Regions from separate parts of the Homo sapiens genome. Here region 1 is linked to region 2. The links are chromatin contacts, found by Hi-C or POLR2A ChIA-PET in ENCODE. All regions are on one chromosome and are shown on one strand. The core of a region is the stretch at or near the end of the contact, and the rest is flanking DNA. Distances in the headings are between cores, read along the strand shown.

What was found. Hi-C counts contacts between places; a loop is a spot of excess contacts on that map. ChIA-PET counts read pairs that join two places held with the same protein, here RNA polymerase II (POLR2A). Pooled maps may share reads with other maps.
Region 1: a map with no recorded cell type shows a loop between it and region 2 (2.4-fold over the local background). The contact joins two enhancer-like sites. A Hi-C loop is called at or near these places in 2 of 37 single-sample maps with no recorded cell type and 1 of 50 pooled maps. POLR2A ChIA-PET finds 5 or more read pairs at or near these places in 2 of 52 experiments (A673 and BJ).

What each region holds. Positions count from the first base shown.
Region 1 is chr1:208,182,933-208,186,042 of GRCh38, reverse strand. The region is part of intron 3 of PLXNA2 (plexin A2); the gene reads left to right. Among named protein-coding and RNA genes, the nearest start is that of PLXNA2, 60 kb to the left of the region's middle. Within about 2 kb of position 1,313, at least 13 of the 41 ENCODE cell types and tissues checked have a DNase peak (open chromatin) inside an H3K27ac peak, as active enhancers do.
Region 2 is chr1:207,888,460-207,891,630 of GRCh38, reverse strand. It overlaps CD34 (CD34 molecule), which reads left to right. Exons shown (of 8, transcript NM_001025109.2): 5 at 2,010-2,166; 6 at 2,418-2,470; 7 at 2,785-2,949. Among named protein-coding and RNA genes, the nearest start is that of CD34, 21 kb to the left of the region's middle. Within about 2 kb of position 1,315, at least 27 of the 41 ENCODE cell types and tissues checked have a DNase peak (open chromatin) inside an H3K27ac peak, as active enhancers do.

The DNA.
Region 1 (3,110 bases), core at 64-2,563, 290 kb before region 2:
ATGCTTTCCCCACCTGTGCGTGTACACTGGTGTTTCTTCTGTTTATGCAAGGAGTCATTGCAGGGAGGGCTACATCTAGTCTGCTGCCCCAGTGGTTGCTAAGTCTTGATAGACACCACCTCTATCTGCCCTGCCCTCCTGCTCACCCACAGAGATGTGGCCCATTCTGAAACCACCAGCACCTCTTCCTTGCCACACCTGTCTCTAAGTGCCATTGGATCCCACTGCACAACTAATTCCCTTTTGCAGCCAGCTGGAGGAACACAAAGCTTATTACTCTCTTAAGACAATAGCTCAAAAGTGATAGTTTCTTTTTTTTTTTCCTTTTTTTTTTTTTTTTTTTTTTGCTTTCAGAGACCAACAAGGAATAAAGGGGCAGCTTCAGCTTCAGGAAATCGAGTTGTGTTTTGTGTTGCCAGGGGGTTGGGGGCTGGCGAGGGCTGAAGAGGTTGGGTTACTGGAAGCAAGATTCAAGGGAGCTTTGCAGAGGTCAACCCCAAGCAGTCTTTGTGGGAACCATCAAACTGATGACTCTGCTGATTTTCTATAGTGTCATGGAAAAGGATTGTAGGGAATTCTTGCCAAGTCTTTAGAAGAAAAGATATATATAGCTAAAGACATGTATATTTATAGAGAGATATATGGATATATTTATGCCAGTCATGCCAATGAGCTCTGCAGCGAGGAGAGGCCTCTAGAGAAGAGCAGGGCACCAGGATCTCCCTGCAGCACTTTCTGGCCCTTGGGAAAAGGAAATAAGAACATCATCGAAGGTACCTGGATCTGTGGCCTTAATCCTGAGAGGCCCCACCTCCTGGACTGAGAGGGCCTCCTTAACAAGGCCAAGCCAGGAGTTTTCCTTTGAACGGTTCAGTCAAATCCCTGCAGCCTAGAAGACACCTTAGAAGGAAATCTTTCTGGGAGTCTTTGATCCCTGAGGAACCTAATGTTCAGAGCAGAGTGTGAGAGGCAGGGATTCCTTATGGGCCAATGCCAGGAGTAGGGAGGGGGCTGATGGGAGGGCTGAGTGCTCCATGCCTAAAAGAAGGGAAGAATGGCCCCAAATTCATTTTTGCTTCCACCTGTGGGCAAAAAGCTTAATTGGACTGTTGGGCTTGGAAGGGCCCAGACCCTGCTTTTAGAGGAACTGGGAGGCTTGCCTATTTAGCTGGGACCATCTGCTGGCCCCCCGCTTAAGCCTGGGGGAACAGCTGAGGCTTACTGAGAAATTGGGCTAAAGATTCTTTCCAGAAATCTCCCTGGAACTGCATGAGGCGTGTGTGTGTGTGTGTGTACTCTTTGTGATTTCTCTGCACCAGCGGATCTCTTAATGTGAGTAAAGCAGCGCAGGCTCAAGGGTGAGCTGGGCGGGAGGCTTTGCTGGGTGTGCCCAATATCTGGCTTTAACATCTCTCATTCCATCTCCATCATGTCAACAGCTTTCAAGATTGACTGAAGCATAACTGCTTGCTTCATCCCCAGCCTGTGTGCCCCTTCCATCCCTGCCTACACCCAACCCTGTAGAGGCCCTGGGGTGTGATGAGTAAGTCAGGGTAATGACACCACACCCACATTATCTAGGGCTGGCCTTGGTATACTTTCCTTGGTTTTTTTTTTTTTAAGCAGGGGGTGGAGAAGGGAGGCAGAATATGATTGCAAAACCTATTTGGCTGTAGCTACCACCTGAATTCCTCTTTTGCTACAGACAGCGTCCCCCTTCCTCCCCAGGCAAGTTAAATTGCTTAGGACTGGCAAAGAGACTCAGAGTCTAAAGAAAACCTTCGGGTTGGCAGAATAAACATTCTTACCCGTCCCTTCCCTCCTCCCTGTCTCAACCCACCCCACATCTATCCTCTGGGCCAGTTAGCCCTCATTCCTAAGGAGCAGGCTATCATGTGAACATCTGGGGAAATCAAGAATGAAAGTTACACTTGAGTAAAAACTTCCTAGAACAGCACTGTCCAAGATAACATTCTGTGATGAGAAAAAACTTTTATATCTGTGCTGTTCAATACAATAGCCACTAGCTACATGTGGCTATTGAGAGATTGACATATATTAGTGTGCCTGAAAAGCTGAATTTCTTATTTTACTTAATTTTAATTAATATAAGGATAAATAGCTACCTGTGGCTAGTGGCTATTACACTGGATGGTACAGTTCTAGAATATGAAGTAGAAATAACTTAGAAGTCTAGGGTACCATGAAAGCCTAAAGGAAAAGTCTCCAACTCTCAGTCCCAGTTGAAAAGGGGGCAGTTTTGTAAGATGCTACAGTGCAATTTCTTTTTCATCTGCCCCAGAATAAACCAAATTCCCAGCTTAAAGCATCAGACGGGCCTCTCTTGGTGATCTGTTTCCCAGGTAAAAGAAACTGAGGGGTAGATAAGCAGGAGTGGGGCCCAGCACCGTCCCCCACCCCCAAAGACCCCCCCCTCTCCCTCTCTGGCACCTGGCTCTGGCTTCTCGTCTACAGCAGGGACCCCAGTGGGGACGCTGCGCAGAATGGTGCTGCAACTGCGGACATCTGGTTTCCCTCCCATCTCTGCCCCTTCATTTCTTTTCTGTCAGCAACAGCTCCTGGCTGTGGATGGTCAGCAGAGTCAACGAGGCCTGCAGACCTCCTTTCCGGCTCCCTCTACTCCCCCATCCCCTGCTGAGGAAGGTTAAGGGAGAAAGAGAAAAAAAGAGACAGGAAGGCAGAGTGAGGGTGAAATGAAATGTTAGTGACATTCAAGAAAGTGAGTTCATGGGGCTCTCACTGCCCTCCCTCCGGATTCAGGATGAACCTTGTCTGGTTTATAAGCCATCAGTGGCTTCTCCCCTGTCTGAGTTGCCAAACTCTTGTGCCCCCACCCTCCATGGCTCACTGCAACACATGTGCCTCCTCCCATATCATGGCAGGTCCATCTGTGACCTTTGTTCTTCTGACCTCTCCCCTAGACGAAGGGGGAGCCCCAGAGGAACTTTCCCTCCCTATCCCAGACTGAATACATTCAACCTGCCTCTCTGTACAGCCTCCCCCAGTCGCTGTGGGTAAACAGGAGGAAGAGAGAGGAAAAGCTTTCTTTCTTGACTAGGAGGTTGGCAGCCCCAGCTTGATTCCACATG
Region 2 (3,171 bases), core at 66-2,565:
GAGTACAGTGGACTCAACCTCTCAGGGTGGAGAGACCCTCCCACCTCAGCCCCCCAAGTAGCTGGTACTATAAGTGCATGCCACCACACCCGGTTGAATTTCTAAATTTTTTATAGAGATAGGGTTTCCCTGTGTTGCCCAGGCTGGTCTCGAATTCCTGGGCTGAAGTAATCCTCCCACCTCAGCCTCCCAAAGTGCTAGGATGACAGGCATGAGTCACCGCGCCTGGTTGGCATCCATCATTTTAATTGCCGTACATGCAAACTGAAAGCTTTGACAAGGTGGAATTCATAGATACCTCCCAATCCCCACCCCCCTACACATGACACATGAATACAACACACATACACATGACACTTGCACAGAGGCTTTCACGCAGTGTCCTATATTCAGGGCTTGATACATTGTCAAGGTGTGGCTTCTTGCACTCAGCAGGTGGAGGAAGGTGCCATTTGGTTTGGCTAGTTTACAACCTGCAGGAGCCCTGTCCCTCTGCCTCTCTTGGGAAGCAGACCTATTTCAACTGGAGATACTTCAGAAGCCCAGAGTCATCCAGGCAAGAAACCCCCTCCTCCTCATCCAGACTCTCGGTGCTGGGGAGCGGGGGTGCTCAAGGGGAAGCCATGTAAGGCTCCCCTGAGACAACTGGGTTTAGAGAGGTGGAGACTGTTGATTGGTTCAGTGTGGCATTCAGACTACTTAGTTCAAATGCTGTTCAGAAAAACGGATTTTTCCAGAGTTAGAACGTCTATCCAAGGACTTACTGGGAGACCTGCAGAATTGCTCCTTTTCCTGAGGAATGAAGCAGCAGTGGCCTGAGAACTCATTTCTCTGTAGCCTTGTTTCCTGGGGGTTTTTTGAGGCTCCAGTTTGGGCTCGTGTCTCTGTGACCTGGAGTTTGGCTAACCACACTCTCCTGGCCTTATCCAAGCCCAGTTGTTTTCCCTCAGCTGCTTCAAATTCCAGCTGGGTCCTGAGGCCAATCTTGACCTTGCTTTGTGTAGGAGCAAAGGAGCCTGGGTTTTCCTGCCTTGGGTCACAGCAGTGGGAAAATACCCAGGCTCCATTCCAACTGGGAGGACCCTGTGGCCTTGTTGCAAGCAGCGGCCCTGCCCGCAAACAGGAAGCTTTCTCCTCCACAGAGACCCAGTTCTGATGATGGTCACACACCCCAGCAGTTTTCCCCTAACAGGAAAGTTGTCAGGGCTGTTCAGGCATTTCCTTCTCTGCCATCTGCCATCCGGACTGAAGAGAAAGTCTTAGTTTCAATTCCTTTCCTGTTCAGGGGAGGAGGACACTCTGATTGGAGGCTGCTGGAATAAATTCTGACTCACTATTGAAGAATTATCAGAGTTTTTCTTCTGAGTCCAAATTCCTGGGTCTGATGGCCCAGTCAGCAACCTGAAGAAAAATCTATGAACTTCATTAAAACTGGGTTCCATGCTTTTAATGGAAAACAGAGATGGAAGACGAGACAAAAATGCCATTTCAGTTTGAGCAATGCACTTTTTGAGACTCCTTTGGGTAGAAAGAGGGAGGAGGCCACTGAGGTTTCCACTGAGTGTATATTATAGATTTGTTCTCTCCTCCTCACCTCCCTTGGCTTTTCTTCCATCATTGGGGACTGCTGTAATCTTGAAACAGAATATTTTCTCTTAGTTATTATTGCATTATTAATATTTTCTGTTTTTGGCCATTTCTTTTGAGTTTAATTTGCATATGTGTACATGGGCAATGCTTCAACGAGACAATTTTTTTAAGTTTGTTCTCTAACATCTTAGATACTAGAAGATATGGATTTTGGTCCTGGGAGATTATTTAGGTTTTTTTCTTATTGTGTTGTTGCACATATACAGTTAGCAGTTTTTTTTTTTTCTGTTGGAATTTTAGAAACAAGGATCCTTCTTGCGGACGGGGTAAGAGTATGACTGTAATCAGAGACTCTGGGTGCAGTTTAGGGCAGAGCAGTAATTTCATCTCTTGCTCTCCATGTTTCTCTGTCTTCCCAGGCGGAGTTTAAGAAGGACAGGGGAGAGGGCCTGGCCCGAGTGCTGTGTGGGGAGGAGCAGGCTGATGCTGATGCTGGGGCCCAGGTATGCTCCCTGCTCCTTGCCCAGTCTGAGGTGAGGCCTCAGTGTCTACTGCTGGTCTTGGCCAACAGAACAGGTAAGGTGCACCTCTGCCTGGGGGAACAGGGAAGGAGTAGGGCTGAGGTTAGAGAATCCTGGGTGGAGATGGGGCATCTTAGATCCAGAGAGACCACAGGTGCTGGGGAGAAGGACTTGGCTGGCTTTGGGAGCGGTCCCCCCGAGATGGACCACCCTGGCCATCAGAGCATCTTCTAGAACAGCATGGGAGGGTGGAGCAGGATAAGCTGGTTTCTCTTTAGATTTAGCAACCCTTGTTTCTAATTCTAGAAATTTCCAGCAAACTCCAACTTATGAAAAAGCACCAATCTGACCTGAAAAAGGTAAGTCCTCTGAGATGATGGGCCTGAGAGGGAATGCCGGGGCAGGGGGGCTCCCTGGAGTAAGGGGGGAAGTCATTATCTTCCCCAGTTCTACCTACCATCCTTCTCTGAGTCTTCTCCTTTCTAGTCTTGAACCAAAAATGGTGGGGTATGACTGAATTAAGAGACGTCAGTCTCAAATCCCATTTCAAAAATTCCTGAGGTCAATGCCCTCAAGCATCTGTTCACTGTTGAGTCACACACAGAGGGCTGGAGCGGGCTGGGCTCCACTTTTGGCAAGTGACAGGCTGTATCTTCTTTGTCTTCTTTTCAAGCTGGGGATCCTAGATTTCACTGAGCAAGATGTTGCAAGCCACCAGAGCTATTCCCAAAAGACCCTGATTGCACTGGTCACCTCGGGAGCCCTGCTGGCTGTCTTGGGCATCACTGGCTATTTCCTGATGAATCGCCGCAGCTGGAGCCCCACAGGAGAAAGGCTGGTCAGTTCTGGGGGCCAGGGTAAAGGAAATGAGGAAGATAGTGGGTTTCTGGGGAGTTCAGTGGATGTCATGGAGCAGGAGGAGAAATACTAGAAAAAGCCCTTCTGTGAGCTTACATAAAGATATGCATGTGTGCACACACAGTAATCGGTGGAAGATTCAAAATATTATGTAGCAAACTGGGGAGGGGACAGTAATGGTGCCAGCCCACCTACTCGGTGT